Linked DNA regions of Homo sapiens: region 1 is linked to region 2. Evidence: chromatin loops called from intact Hi-C (ENCODE). Cell type or tissue: endothelial cell of umbilical vein. All regions are shown on one strand.

What was found. A loop is a pair of places that touch in the nucleus more often than their neighbours do. Peaks named below come from ENCODE experiments on the same cell type or tissue, not always from the same donor. Only the 100,000 strongest peaks of a DNase experiment are listed, where the experiment ranks them.
Region 1: a loop joins it to region 2, with 18 times the contacts of the local background. A loop is called at or near these places in 9 of 110 quality-filtered maps.

What each region holds. Positions count from the first base shown.
Region 1 is chr2:7,094,210-7,102,209 of GRCh38, forward strand. No RefSeq gene overlaps it. Among named protein-coding and RNA genes, the nearest start is that of GRASLND, 180 kb to the left of the region's middle. RefSeq lists an enhancer at 3,297-3,426. In endothelial cell of umbilical vein, a CTCF peak has its summit at 3,225 (motif pointing right); a DNase peak (open chromatin) is centred at 3,232.
Region 2 is chr2:7,423,099-7,431,098 of GRCh38, forward strand. It overlaps LOC100506274 (a long non-coding RNA gene), which reads left to right. Exons shown (of 6, transcript NR_038432.1): 2 at 3,753-3,921; 3 at 5,290-5,358; 4 at 7,082-7,195. Among named protein-coding and RNA genes, the nearest start is that of LINC01871, 300 kb to the right of the region's middle. RefSeq lists enhancers at 6,988-7,721, 7,722-8,000. In endothelial cell of umbilical vein, a CTCF peak has its summit at 4,395 (motif pointing right); a DNase peak (open chromatin) is centred at 4,383.

The DNA of each region.
Region 1 (8,000 bases), 330 kb before region 2:
GGTTCTGATCACTGCATCTGCCGTGTCCTAATGTTACAGTAGGTAGCTAGTCAGGCATGAGCAGGGCAGGGGAGGGCTCCCCACCCACACACCAGGAGTGTCTGGTGACGGTCAGGTGACGGTCAGGCGGTTGTAAAGTGTCTCGCTAAAGTAATAATTGGTCACAGCTGGCACCAGGGAAAGGCCGTCTCCAAATAAAAAGAAAACACCTAAAACTGGTGATCAGCAGCTTCCCAATAAGATCTCAGGAAGTGGGCGAGTGAGCTCAAGCATGTGCATTAAGAGGCAAAGTGATGGAGTTTAACTGTTGTATGACCTTCCTGTAGGAATGCTAGTCTGGTAAGGAAAGAATGCCTCAAATAAGCATGCATACAGCTCCAGGAAACACATAGCACACGCTCCACTCCCAACTGCTGGCAGGCCACTGTGCGTGCAGACAGCCCGCCCCAAGGGATGAATCGGGAGAAGGGACACAAGACCCCGGAAGCATGCCAACATATACAAGCCCAAGTCAAAAGGTCAAACCCTGCACTTGTCCTTCAAGTTACCTGCTTGGGCCTCTTCCAAGTGTACTTTCCTTCCTTGTGTTCCTGCTCTAAAGCTTTTTAATCAACTTTCACTCCTGCTCTAAAACTTGCCTTGTTCTCTCCTTCTGCCTTATGCCCCTCAGTTGAATTCTTTCTTCTGAGGAGGCAAGAATTGAGGTTGCTGCAGACCCGTAAGATACGGATTCGCTGCCGGTGACACTAACATAGATGCTGAGCAATAATCCAGAGCAGATACCAGTGGCCTGAGTAGGGGGTTGTGTGACGGAAGGAAGTGTGTTCTTTCAGGATACACTTAGAAGGCAGAATCAGTGGGACATAGTGACTAACTGATGATGAATCCCACATTTCTGTCCTGGGCACCTGGACGATGGTGGGGCCTCCACTTGGTGTGCAGGACTCAGAAGATGGAGCGTATTTTAAGGGAGCAGGAAACTGGCAAGTGTAGGTTTGCCCCAGGGAGTTCAAGGTGCTGCAGAATATCCAAGTGGAAAAGTGACCAGTTGACTCAGATTCTAGGCTTCAGGGGAGACACCTGGGTTGGCAACATAGCTCTGGGAAGATTAGTTTATACTTTGAGACCTATCTGAATTTTTCCATGTGAAAGCATTTAGTTTCATGGATGGAGATGAGTGCATTTGGGTGGGGCAAAGAGGAGACAAGCTCAATGAGCAAAGAAACCCTGTGAGGAGGGAGGGCAGGGCCCTGCTGCAGGGAGAGGAGGCTGGGGGGGAAACATTGCTCAGGGACACACACTATTAAGGCTGTCCTGGGGGTGGCAGGGCCTGTCAAATAGAACTTCGCTTCATGCTGCCTTATCCTTCCCGGGTATGAGCAGGTGTTTGGTGCCTCTTCTGTGCCGGTCAGTAGATTCCCCAGACGGGGCAGTAGAATATCTGGGGGCAGCTGGTCACCTCATACACAGGGCTCAGGAGGAAGCGTCTCCTAAGTCCAAGTGGTAATTTTTTTTTTTTTGAGACAAAGTGTTGCTCTGTCACCCAGGCTGGAGTGCAGTGGCACGATCTTGTCTCACTGCAACCTCCGCCTCCTGAGTCCAAGTGATTCTCCCGCCTCAGCCACCTGAGTAGCTGGGATCACAGGCATGTGCCACCATGCCCAGCTAATTTTTGTATTTTTAGTAGAGACAGGGTTTCACCATGTTTGCCAGGCATGTCTTGACCGCCTGACCTCAAGTGATCCACCCATCTCAGCCTCCCAAAGTGCCGGGATTACAGGCGTGAGCCACCGTGCCCGGCCCACGTGGTGAATTTTAAGTGAGCGGCAGATCCTGGCTCTTCACCATCACTTTTTCCCGTGAAAGACATCCAACGATTGAAAACCTTTGAATTTTTAGCTGGTAAAAGCCTCAGCATTTACTTAGCAAATATTGAGACATTGGATGGGAAGCTTCTGATGTTTCAGGCACTGTGTTCCCTGTTCTGAGGAATAAATAAGATACTTCCCTGTAGGATCTCAGAGATTAGCAGGATGATGAGGCAGGAAAGGGGCCAGGTACTAGGCATGGAGTCCCCAGAATGGGGCACAGGGCTGGAAAAGGCCGGGGAGGACAAGCTTTCCTCCAAGGAGAAGGAGGGAGGTGGCTTTGAACCGACCCTAGAGAGAGGCATGGTGGTTTAGCAAAAGGACCCTGGGGTAAGCCATTTAGGAGGCACAGACTGGGGCCAGGTTTTGTTAGCAGCGGAAGGTCTCTGAGTCACAGGGCACCAAAGTATGTTAGCAGCAGCAACTCCGGACCAGTCTGCAGCAACCTCATTCCTTGCCTCCTCGGAAGAAAGAACTCATCTGAGGAGCATTAGGCAAGGGAGAGACTGAGGCAAGTTTCTGAGCAGGAGTGGAGGTTTCTTAAAAAGCTTTAGAGCAGGAATGAAAAGAAGGAAAGTACACTTGGAAGAGGGCCAAGCAGGAGACTTGAAGGACTAGTGCAGGGTTTGACCCTTTGACTTGGGGTTTTATATGTTGGCATGCCTCCGGGGTCTTGCGTCCCTTCTCCCCTGATTCTCCCCTTGGGGTGGACTGCACGCATGCATGGTGGGCTGCTGGCGCTTGGGAGGGGCGCATGCGCAGTGTGTTTACTGGAGTCGTACCCATGCTCCCTTGAGGCGTTCTTCCCTTACCAGCCGAATGTCCCTAGGAGGTCATATGCCACTCACACTCTGCCATTTTGCCTCTTAGTGCGCATGTGTTGAGCCCACTCACCTCACGCCGGAGGAGATCTATCTGAAAGCTGCGGGCTTCAGGTGTTTCTATCTATTGGGAGATGCCGTTCCCTGGCGCCGGCTGCAAACAATTATTATTTTAGAGAGACAGCTAACCAACCGCCTGACCACCACCTGATGGTCGCCCGCCCCTCATGGTGGGGTGGGGGCCCTCTCTGTCCTGCTCTGCCTGACCAGCTACTGACCTAACAGTTTGATGTCCTTGTGAGCCATGCTTAAGGAATTTGAACTGGCCCCTATATGAAATGGAGACCACTGGCAGATTTAAAATTGGGAGTGAAATTTAAATTTCTATGATTTAGAAAGACTTTCTGGCAACTGGATTGGACTTGGAGGATCCTGAGTGCCGCCAGATTGGTTGGGGATGCTGAAGTGCGCAGGACGCCGAGGCTAAGGGGCAGGAAGGGACGGCCAGCATGCAGCGCCACGATTCGGTCAGCAGGTGGCGCGCGAGCACCGCGTTTAACCAGTTTCTAGGTGCGCGTGCTTTGCTGTCTTTTGTTACCATTTTGTTTGTTGTTTGTTTTGGTTTGGGTCTTTTTGTTTTGCGTGTGAGTGATGGATTTTTGTGTCTGCCTTGAGCTCTTCCACCCTATGCCTACTCAGCCTTCTTCAACTTGTGATTTTCTCCCTCCCTCTCTCCACCGTGAGATTAACCAGAATTAGACAGGGCAGCTTAGACAGAGAAAGCAGGTGTGCAGTTTCAGAAAGACCACGTGGCTACAGCCAGCCCAGCTGGCCTTATGTGCCCCACCGTCCTCCACCAGAGCTCTGGAGCCACTTGTCCTGCCCTGGGCCCAGCAGGCATCACAGCCAGTGGGAGGGGCCACAGGCTGCCCTGGGGTGTGGAGAAGCACCCCCTAGCTCCCCATCCCATGCACTCTGGTCTATTTCTTCCTACATCCCAGATGGACTCACCCGATTCAAGAGGCCCCCATCACATCAGCTTCAGCCTTCATCTTGGGAGTCCTTAAATGCAGGACTCAAGAGTCTGCATTTGTTCTTAAGGACAGGAGATTTGCTTTAACTCAGACAATTTCTCCTTATAGACTCCTTTCTTCATAGTAGAAAGAGAAGGAGCCCCCAAAGGCACATCCTCCTAGCAGGTGGTTCTGGCCCCTGTTCTGCCAGTCATCTGCATGCAGCCCAGGCGTGCCACTCAGCCACACTGATTCTCAAGGGCCTCACCAGGAACGTTTTTATCTTTGCCCTATCCTCCAGGATGATGAGAATAAGAGAAAAATAAAGCAAGTATCGAAATTTCTCCTAGAAAAGTGTTTTTAGTAATTTATACCATTTAATCCTTGGATGGGCTATTTGAGCTAGGATTTCTGTTCTCATTGCCTTTGACATTTAATGCCTATGAGACCTTGGGCAACTTCTACCTCGCTGACCTGTAGGTTCAGGTGGAGTTTCTTGCTCAAGTTATGTGCTCCACACCCATAAAATATGGATAATAACACAAATTCATTAAGGATGCCATTAATTGAAAAACAAAGTTGGGCTTAGTATTTCTTATGATTAGTATACTGTCTTAATATCTAACCTGATCGCCAATCCACACTTGGATAACAAGAAGACCTCTATTTTTTAGTCTTTGTTTTGTTTCTCTTTTTATTCTAATTTTATTTTTTAATGGATAAATAATTGTAAATATTCACAGGATACATAGTGATGTTTCAATACATATAATGTGTAGGGATCAGACAAGGTTAATTAGCTTATCCATCGTCTCCAACATTTATCATTTCTTTGTGTTGAGAGAACTCATTTTTTATTTTTTCCATTAATTTCTTAAAAATTTACATCTGTGGAGTACAGGTGCAATTTTGTTACATGTACAGGTCGCATACACTTCAGCAAAGACACTTAATCTGGCACTTATCAAATGCCAGATGCTATTCAGTAAAAGGTGTCAGAGATATTTGGTTATTTATCTTAAGGGTGAGACTTTTGCACTGCAAAGCAAAGTCTTATCACAAGTAAAAAATTTCTGGCCCAGCAACATGAGTGATTCCAGACCATTCTCACGCTGAGGGGCTTGGCCCAGCCACTAGGTTGGGATCAAGGGGCAGTGTGCAGTCTTGTAGTCAACTGGAAATTGGAAGGAAAAAGTGAGAAGACCTTAGGTTTTGCTTCTGGGTCTGTGCCATTAACCAGCCGGGTGGTCTTGGGTGATTCACTTCATGCCTTTGTCCACGTTTCTTATTATTAAAGCAGGACTGTCACCTTTCTATGCCCTCTCACAAGGCTCTCCTGTAGGCCAGATGGAGATAGCGATGGAAAAAGTATTCTGCAACCATAGAGAGCTCTGTAGATGCAGCTGTTAATAAGTGGGTGACTTAATTCTTCGGACGGTTCACAGAACTCTTCTGTAACCTGCTGCTATGTGAAGCACTGGGCAAGAAACAGGGTAAGAGAGTCAGAGCTGAACAAGACTTACTTTCTTCTCTAAAGTTGCTAATATAGAGCCCTGCGGTTTGATAAAATGTAAGCCCATTTATTTATTAAGTTTGTATTCCCTAGATATATTTCCACCAAATAGGAAGATGATTTCATTTTAAAGCTTTAAAAAGAATATACATAAAATATATGCCCTTGGGCTTTATTTTCCATATAGGACCATTTTACTTACCTTGAAAATCTATTTCCTCGATGAGCATTGCTGTGAGGTTTTTACTAGCTACCATATAGGTGATATGGTTAGGCTTTTTGTCCCCACCCAAATCTCCTCTTGAATTGTAATCCCCAGGTGCTGAGGGAGGAACCTGGTGGGAGGTGATTGGATCATGGGGGTGGTTTCCCCTATGCTGTTCTCATGATAGTGAGTGAGTTCTCAGGGGATCTGATTGTTTATAAGTGTTTGGCAAGTTCCTCCTTCACTCACTCTTCTCTCTCCTGCCACCATGTGAGAAACGTTCTTGCTTCCCCTTTGCCTTCCACCATGACTGTAAGTTTCCTGAGGCCTCCCCAGCCATGCAGAACTGTGAGTCAATTAAACCTCCTTTGTTTATAAATTACGCAGTTTGGGGTATTTCTTTATAGTAGCGTGAAATCGGACTAATACAGTAGGTGAATTCTTGCCCACTTTATACCTCAGTCATACTGAACTTAAAAGGGTACTAGGCCCATGAAATCATCTGTGGCCTTTGAATTCTGGAAACATTCCTAGCTTTCTTCTGAAATCACAGCAGGCTAGTACATTTAAAAATGGGACTACTAACTTTTCTTCATCTCTGCCTGATTATTATCCATTGCTTATGTATTTTTCACATATGGGTTATTCATTCTTTGTCCTCCAGAATCATGCCTGATGATTTTGAGAGATTTATCCTATCTGCATGCAAAATGTTGCCTATTTTCTCCCAATTTCATTTTAAGTTACCTCTTCTTTCATCTCCATAATAATTATAACCATTTTCCTATTAACAATTTCAAATCTTTCACCTGCTTATGCCTTATTAAACAAAAGGTTAATATATTTGTGAAAGCTGCAAATCTAAGCACCATGTCACATGTATACCTTGGATGAAGAGCAGCATGGTGGCTGACTGTCACTATTGCCTGCACTGCCCAGCAAGTAGGTGAGATTTTCCTCTGGGAGATCTTTTTTTCCAGTCTAAGAAAGGTCTAAAATTAAAAGTTTGTGAATAGAAAAAAAAATGTACACTCTTGTCCATCTCTATTGCAGTAAGAGTTTTAAATCAAGAATAGATCTGTGATTTTATCAAAGAGTTTTCCTGCTCTTACAGAAGGATTACACAGATTTACCTTTGTGTCCACTCAAATGGTAAATTGTATTGGTAGGTTTTCTAATATCAAATCACCTTGCATTTCTGGGAGGAACTCCACCTGCCTATGGTGGTTGTCTTTGGATGGGATTGGATTGTATTTGCTAATATATATCAAGAAATTTAATATAATTATTTAAAAGTGCAGGTGACCCACAGATTTCTTCTTCTTGCCTCTTCATTGGGTTTCAGTTTTATGTGTTGCTAGCTTTACAAAAGCATTTGGAACTTTTCCTCCCCTTCTCCCTTCTCCCTCTTCCTCCTGTCTCCTCCTCCTCCTCCTTTTATGTCTCCTGTTCACAGAAACATTTAATATTCAAGTAATCTGTTTCTCAAAGATTTGTTAGAAATCTGTTAAACATACAGGGCTTGGTGCTCTTTTGTCAGGAGGAATGTTAGTTCTCTGAGAGCTTCATCTGTTCCATATTAACTGGTCTATTTGGAATATTTTCTCTTTAATAGGGTCAGTTTGGGTAATGTACAGTTTTATCTTTTCCAGATCTTTAAATTCTGGAAAATTTATGATTTGATCTTTCTTTTCCTTTCCCCTTACTTCAGTGGTTACTTCTTTATTGTTAGATAATCTTAATAGTTCATCATTTTTGCTATTGCTGTTATATAATATTCTAAAAGCAACCCTTGGATTTATTTAGTCCTACAGTTTTTTGTTCCTTATCAATTAATTTCTGCCTTTATCTTTGTTAATTATTTTGTTCTGCTTTCCTTAATTTTATTTTTTTAGCTTTCTAATTTATTGAGTTGAATAAAAAAACCTATTGCCATTTATACTTGCTAATCACTTAATGTTTTGCATGTAAGTATTGAGACTTTGATTTACTCTTTGACCAAAGTGGTGTTAATGGAAGAGCCTTAAATTTCCTCATGAAAATCTTTTCAAATTAATTTTACTTGCTAATTTTGTTTTTGAAAATTTTTCAAAGTACTGTAGATAGCATTGCTACTCTTTGGTTATTTAGTGAGGTTTTTCTTATGGCCTAATAAAAGGTCAGTTTTTTAAATTGTGGCATGAACACCTGAATATGTACATTTTCTGTTTTCATGATGAAGAATTAGACATACGTTAATTATATTCACCCTAGTAATTATGTAACTTACGTCTTCTATATTGAGACATATTTTTTTGTCTATTTCTATTTTTTATGAAACCAGAGTGGTAAATTATTATTCCACCACTGGTGTTTTTCTATTTATCCGTATGCTATCTTTAATTTTTGTCTGTAAATGTTCATTCAAGGTATTTGGAGCGTAAAGCTTAGGTGTGGTCTGGCTTAATGGAAACCCTGGCTCTCCCACCTGTGAAGAGTTGGCTTCCAGGAGTTATTGCATTAGCTGAGCTTCCATGTACTTATCTGGAAAATGGGATAATGATCCTTTTTTTTTTTTTTTTTTTTTTTTAGAGTGAGTTT
Region 2 (8,000 bases):
GGAGTTGGAAACTTCCTTTCATATGGTCAACACCTCAGCAACCTCATTTAGACATAGGACCTGTGCATAGTAATCCCTTTTGTCTTGGAGGTGAGTTGTTGATTTTATTTTTATTTTTATTTTTTAGCTCCTTGGCACTTCTTTCTAAGGTTAGGGATCAGAAAGAAACATAATTGAGTTCCTGCCAAATTGAATATTCAGAAAGGGCACTGATAGGGGGATCAATTCCTTATTTCTACCATGAGACAGGCAAGATAAAGAAGAGTTGATAATTTCTGCACCCATCTTACTTCCTGCCCACCACAGAGCAGTTCACCCAGTGGCCTGGTTGGATGTTAGCCATTGGCAGGGCAAGAAATCCAACAATCGACTGTTGAAGAATTCCAGAGAATCAGTCTGGATCTCTTTCACACAGACAAAGTCTTGTTCCAGCTAATCTTAGGCTCCTATGCGAGAGGAAAGATGCTGGGAGGCCAGCACGGTGGCTCACACCCATAATCCCAGCACTTTGGGGGGCCAAGGTGGGCAGATCCCTCGAGCCCAGGAATTCAAAACCAGCCCGGGCAACATAGTAATAACCCCCATCTCTACAAAAAATTAAGAAAAATAATTAGCCAGATGTGTTGGTGCATGCCTTAGTCCTAACTACTCCGCAAGCTGAGCTGAGAGGATCACTTGAGCCCAGGAGGTCAAGGTTGCAAAGAGCCATGATCCTGTGCCTAGGCAACAGAACGAAAAAGATGTGAGAAATACTCAAAGTCTTGGTCTTTACCCAGAAGAATCAGAGCAAGGAAAAGAAAGATCTCTTTCCCCAGTTTGACATCCATCTTCCTAAATTTGGACAAAGGGATCCTAAACCACAGCGTCCTACAGTGAGTCAAAATGCCCATGCACTGATTCTCATCTCACTGGAGGTAAGCGCTGGGTCCGAAGTAACCTTCACTTTACCAGTTATGGTTACCCTTTATGTGAAGCTTGAATTGTTGCCTACTGTCCCGACTTTGTTTCGCTCCCTAGCCTGCTTTCATGGGACCCTACATCCTGCTCTTCTACCAGGCCATTTTGTTAGGGATCTGGGAATTGTTCTATGTATCTCCAGGTCATGGTTATTTCTCTTCCTTCAGATAGACCCCATAGGCCTCATAGGCCCCTTACGTCTTTTATAAAAAGCCAGTTTCTTTGAACTAGAACCTTCCTACACATCATGTAGTTCACAGCATCATTTGGTTCTTAAACTTGACTGCCCTTCAGTGTCACCTGGGAAACGTTCCAAAAATATTGATTCTGGGGTCTTATCTTAATTTAACTGAATTTGAATGGAAGATTGAACATGGGAATGTGTATTTTATTTTATTTTTTAGAAAAACTTTCCAAATCATTCTCACAGCTCTGAATGATTGGAGAACTAGTGACTGGGGTTAGTTTTCTTAAAATCTCCTTGTCCAAGTCTAGCTTTTGATACACACAACAGAGAAGGTAGTTGAAAGAAAGCTCTGGAAGAGCTCAGGGTTCTGATCTAGTATTGGAAGGAAGACCTACGCACGTTGTCTACTGGGCGAGCAGATGGCAAAGTTGGCATGCTGTCTGGAAGGTTTCAAATGCCGACTGCTTTTGTTTCTAGTCCAGATTTTGGGAGGGGTACACAACCTCCACCTTCACAAGCTGCCTCAGATCTGCTGAAGGACCTGGGAAAGTTGCTCAGTACAGACCCAGTATCCCACACCAGAGAGGGAAGATGACACTCATTTGTTTATATATCTGAAATAAGCAACTTCCAGATATATAGAGGAATAAATGTTTCCTTCCATCTCAATTCATCTCACTCTCCTAGGTTAACTAGTTAACTGACTAAAAGGTTGCTACCTTCGAGGCCAGGCATGGTGGCTCACGTCTGTAATCCCAGCACTTTGGGAGGCTGAGGCAGCAGGATCACCTGAGGTCAGGAGTTCAAGACCAGCCTGACCAACATGGAGAAACCCCATCTCTACTAAAAATACAAAAATTAGCTAGGCATGGTGGCACATGCCTGTAATCCTAGCTACTTGGGAGGCTGAGGCAGGAGAATTGCTTGAACCCGGGAGGCACAGATTATGGTGAGCCGAGATCATGCCATTGCACTTCAGCCTGGGCAACAAGAACAAAACTCCATTTCAAAAAAGAAAAGAAAAGAAAAAATGTTGCTACCTATGTAGACACCATTGCATACGCGAATGTGGAAGTAGAGACAGAGGTAGGAAGAGGGACAGGGAGAGGGACAAAGAGAGAGAGAGAGAAAGAGAGAGAGAGAGAGAGGTACATTTGGCAAGTTATTTAACATTTCCACGTCACAGTTTCCTTATCTAGAGGATTAATGATGGCTCCTTCTTCATAGTGCTATTATGATAATTAAATGAGTTAATATTTGTAAACTTCTATGACCAATGTCTGGAACATAATAACCACTCTGTAAATGTGGTTAACACACATGCACATATGCTTTCAATATATAGGTTTGCAACTTGCAGTTTTTCACTGAAGATTATGTCTTAGATCTCCTTATATGACGGTACACACAAATATAGCATAATTTTGTAACAGTTACATAGATTGCATGGTGTTATATGGATGGACTCTACATTATTTAATATTATTCTTTGGCTGGGCAATCGCATTGTCTTCAAAGTTAGTATTTTAAATACTGCAATAAATAATGCAGTGAATACAAGTATTTGTACTTGCATGAGTAGAAAAAAATTGTAGAATAAAAAGTCAGACTGTTGAGACAGGGGATGCAGATTTGCAGACACGAACAATAACATCAGATTTCTACTCTCAGGCTGCCCCATTTATACCCACACCAGCAGCACATGAGAAAACCCACTCCCTTCACAGTCACAAAAGTTGGGTAGTACAAACTCATAAAAACCTTTACTAACGTGAGGTCTTGAAGAATAACAGCTTGATTTTATTTTAATTCCAGACAGAATTCTATCACAGGAAAGTTAGAAAGCAGGTATTATCAGCCTTTTATCTGGACAGTAGTAAATATCAATATCTAAACTGTAAGGTTGCCATGAGCTGAAACATGAAATGGGGTATTTAAATAAAGTTCTTAAGATTAGCATTCCTTTGCGGAGACTGCCAAACCCAAATCATCTAATGTTGGCATCACTATTAATAACATATTTTTCCTTGAACCAATTGCTTCTTGGGGATAGGCAGATGATAGATAGATGGATAGATAAGCAGATAAACAGATCGATAGCTATATAATACAGATATAGCTTATAGACGAATAGATAGATGAATGTGGGCAGAGATAATACGTAGATAGGTAGATGCCTAGCTTGGTAAATGATAATCAATAGAAATAGAGGCAGATAGAGATACAGAAATAGACATAGATAGGGGTAGATCTATGAAATCCTCTTAACATTTGCTTCTGTGAAGAAACTTTCAGGCTCTACTGAATGATGCTTTACTGTACCTCGAATTTAAATGATGCGATGTATATGATATCTGCGATGCATACAAAGACAGGGTCCCCTTGGACACAGGTCACCCTGGCTCACCCCACCAGGTCTGCCACGGACAAGCTGACCGCCTGCATATTCACTTTCTCCTCTCTGAATTTAATTTCTTCATTTATAAAACAAGGAACATAACATGTATAGCAAAGTGAAGTAGTGAAGATTGACAAAATAAAATAAAGGAAGCATATCATCGAGTTTATGGTAAGCACATGAGAAAGATCACCCTGTTTTATTCCTAAGTTACAGACACGGCTCACAGGCTTAAGCGTCTTGCTGTAGGTCATACGGCAGGTTAATGACAACACTGGGGCAAGAACACAGGTTACGCTCGTCCTGGGGAAGGCTCCCACACCAAGCTACACACTTCTGCAATGCTGTTCCAGATGTGAAAATCCGCTAAGACAAATAGGTACGTTTCTTGCCTCTGCCCTTCTGAGTCTAGCAGTTGAGAATACAACTATCTGCAAACCAATCTTGCAATTTCAAGCCAACATAATATTTGGGGTAATTATATTTACATAAAATTTTAATGACTATAATTAAAATGGATAATCCAAATTCTAATAATTATATTATAATTAACTAAAAATCTTATTCAAAAGCAAATATGCCAGGAAGACTTTCATCAGATGAGGAAGGTGCATGGCTCTAGGTTAAAAGCACGACTTCCGAATCAAACTTGATGAACACATCTGCTTCTTTATGTCTAAACACATACAGAGCATTACCACTCACTAGAAGGAAGACTAGACAATGAGACTTTGCTTTTCATCTAAAACTTTTCCTTTAACACCCGGGTCAGGTTTTCAGTCCGAATGAGCTTCAATGCATCCCTGGGGAATTGTCTCTTGGTATTAGTCGGATTGAACACTAGATGGCACTGTGTTGCAACAAAATTTGGATTTTGAATGCATTTTTGTGTGGCTGTAATTAAGGTGTTGCTTGGGGTGGGGAGAGGTGAAATGTCTTTAGAAATAGTCTTCCTCAGTGGTCTCTTAAATATCCATTTGGACCAAATATTCTAAGGTTTATCTATCACCTATGCAGCTTTATTTCAAATGAGCATGCACATAAGAGATGTGTCTATTTTATGTATCAGTGGTTTCAAAAGTCATATTCGAATACCCATTTTTTCATGGCTTTGTGTCATGAGATGGAGAGCAAAGCAAACTGAAAGCGGTGAGGCAATGTGTCCAGCTCTCCTTTCAGCCTGGGCTCTCACCGGACTTCTGGACTTATCGCACTGATGCTGAATGTCTCCACCCACAGGCCCCACAGGCATCACAGACCCATCATCTGGGACATCTTATCACCAGCCTTCCAATCTCCCTAATATCTAGCCATTGGCAAGGCTATAAAGCCAATTTTGTGATATAAAATATTTTCGTGATTTATTTGACTTTTTTTGCCCCTCAATTATCACACCCAGTGAGTCATCAAGACTTGATTTTAGTTCATCATTACCTCCAAAACCCAAGCAAGCTGCTTGGTATATATGACCGAGTGCAGTGGAATCACTGTCATATTTCTTCTTTGCCTTTGACATCTTCTATTTTACAGCCCCAAGTCATTGTAAGTACTCCCATCCCTGCCTGGAAAGACAGGGACGGACGTAGCTCTTTCTCTAGCTCCCTGTAGCTCTTTCTCTAGCCAGCAAATTTTTTGTTTAAAACCTAACTCCAAAGTTCCTTCATCTGTGCATTCTTCCACATAGCTCCTCCCAACTTTGCGCATCCTGCATTCTAATGATTTCTTTGTATTTCTACTTTCCCTTTAGGTCACAAAAACACCATGGGAAACGATGATGTCTTTTCCTTTTTGTTATCTTGATAAAGCTTCATACATGGTAAGGAAGAGAAGGTATAAATGGCATTTTTGTAAGACATATAATATTTTCCTCTAATTTGGAATTTATTAATTAAAATTTAACAGAATGATAAAATGGAAATTTCAGTTGAGGAACTAATAAATCAACAGATGTCTTACTCCACAACGAGGTGCAAGATCTTGAGGCTGGATTTAGAAAGAGGAAGAGAAGACCAATTGCACAGCTCATCACCCCTCACCCATCTGATGATATGAAAGGTTTGAAGGAAGCCAGAGCTGGAGCAAGATTTTCCTCAGATGAGTTTTGATGAACTACAAAGAATGAAGATGCTCTCCCTTGTCATCCCCAGTCAAAGAAAAGGCACTTTAAAGAAATCACTCACGAGCCAGATATTGTGGTTGTATTTTGGTGGACACAGTGAAGTCACGTCTGGCTCGCTCCGCAAATACTGGGAGGGTGAGAAGTGGGAGGCAGCCGTGGGACCGCTGAGTGGAGGAGGCTGACCTTTGAGGAAGCACGTGGGATTTTTCCCCGCGGAACAGACGTGAGCCATGAACACGGGAGCAAAAGTGTGCTAGAGTAACTCCCGTCAAAGAGAGACCCTTACTAGGGCAAGAAGACCTTGATCAAAGCATACCCAGATGCCGAGGTTCTGAGGAAGGAAATAAGTGACCACCAGGCATGGTGCTCTGATTATTAAGCTAGTTTCTCAGCTCCAAACTCAACCTTCACTGCTTAGCCTTGTCACGGTGGGAAGGCTGGGAGAGGCCAAACCACCTTTCCCCTTTGCCAGGGCTCCCTGATCAGTTCTGCCTATGTGCTACTAAGGGAAACAGTAAGGCTGGAGGAGGGAAAGGGGACACCACCCTTCTCTTTGCGCACTGCTTATGCCAGCAGCATCCGAGCAATACCGCTTGCCCTGTAGTGCTTCTTGAGTCGGATTTCAGTTCAGTGTCTGGGTTTTTTAACATTTCTATAACCATTCTCCCTCCTCAATAGCACTCCCACATCAGAAGCTGAGTCCCAGCTCCCTGACTTCTCCAGATCCTAGAACTATCAGCACCAGCAGCAGCACACATTCCATTCCTGTGGGGCTTGGCTCTGTGAGGCTCCTCTCAGCTCCCAGATTCTCCCAACACAACTTCTTTCCTTTGTTCCCCCAGACTTCGAGCAGGTCATTTCTTGCTATGCCTGTCTAACCCCTTCCCTAAATTCAATTCTCTCTGTTAAGATAACCAGTATGTTTCTGCTTTCCAGTCTGGATTCTGATTGATACACAAAAGCTGCATTCCCACATCAAGGGAACTCCGAGTGTTCACCCTCCGTGGTAAGGGGAGACTGGGAGACCCCACAAAAGCATCCCAAGAGAGGAAGAGTCCCTTTACACACCTGCTGCCCCGTGTGTGGATGCCCACTGAGCACGGAAGTTGTCAAGTAAGAACTCTCAACTCCCTAGTGTTCCAAATCCCAGTTCTGGTGGAGTCAGGTATTACAGTCATAGCAGAGCAGAGGACCTTAGCAGCCCTAGGCAGAGAGGGGCTGAAGAAGCCAACCAAGGCTTCAGGTGTGGTTGGAGAAAGAAGTCTCAGCTTCAATCAAGTTTTCAAGTTGGATTAATACATGGGAATGAACTGTTACTTATCTGCTATATTGTTTTTGTGATATCAAGTAACCTGATTTTTTACATGTCCAAAAAAACAACAACAAAAAAGTATTGAAGCCTACCTTAAATTTCATCTAGGGACAAAAGGAGGAACTAGCCCACCAAGCAGGTTTAAAGGGAGTGTCGGACACAAAAATGACATGCCCCATATTGCAGTCTAGAAGGAACAACACGGTGAATTGTCTACTGCAGGTAAGCCAGGGGTGTTACAGGCGTCCTGAAAGGATACAGCGCAGGGTGCTGCAGCCAGGCAGTAAACAGTTGTATTTCTCTTTTCTCCACTGTCCTAAAGAGACTGCCCTGGGTGGCCCCTGCCTCGATTAGGTCACCAGATAGTTGCATTTGCCCTCCTCTGCCAACTCCCTAAGGTCAGGGTGGTGGCGTGCGGATTCCTAGCAGACTGCACAAGGTCTGAGGAAGGCTGGGTGGTGGACACACAGTTGATTAGTGATAGGAACCATGGTGGAGGCTTGTCAAAAGTCAACAGAAAGACAGACCAGCAGGGGTTGCCTGATTCTACGTGGAGCCCTGAGGCTGGGACTCAGCAAGAGCGGCAGGAGGGGACTGAGCGTGCTTTTAAGGACTGTTCAGAGAGCAAGGGGACCCAAAGGGAGAAGGAAGTGCACACCCTGACACAGAGAGTGAGGTGGAGACCCCAGCCGTGTCACAGAGCAGCGTGGGCTGGAGACTAAGCGCGGGGTGCAAGGGCTTCATGCGCCCTAGGGAGGAGGTCACTGTGGGCAAGAGGTGGAGTGGGGTGTATGGAACAGCCAGGCACTCGCAATGAGTCCATCTCTCAGTTCACCCCGGTCAGCCCTAGACTTCTGGGCTAGCCCAGCCGCTCCTTGCGTCCTGGGATGGGCTGCAGGCCTGCGAGTGGCAGGCGCAGCCCGGCTGCAGGAGCGCGGCTGGGGCTGGCCGCTCTCGCTGCCCTCTCTCCGGAACTGTTTTTTTCTGTCCTGGTCTCTGAAAGCCTTATTGATTGCTCAAAGTGAAC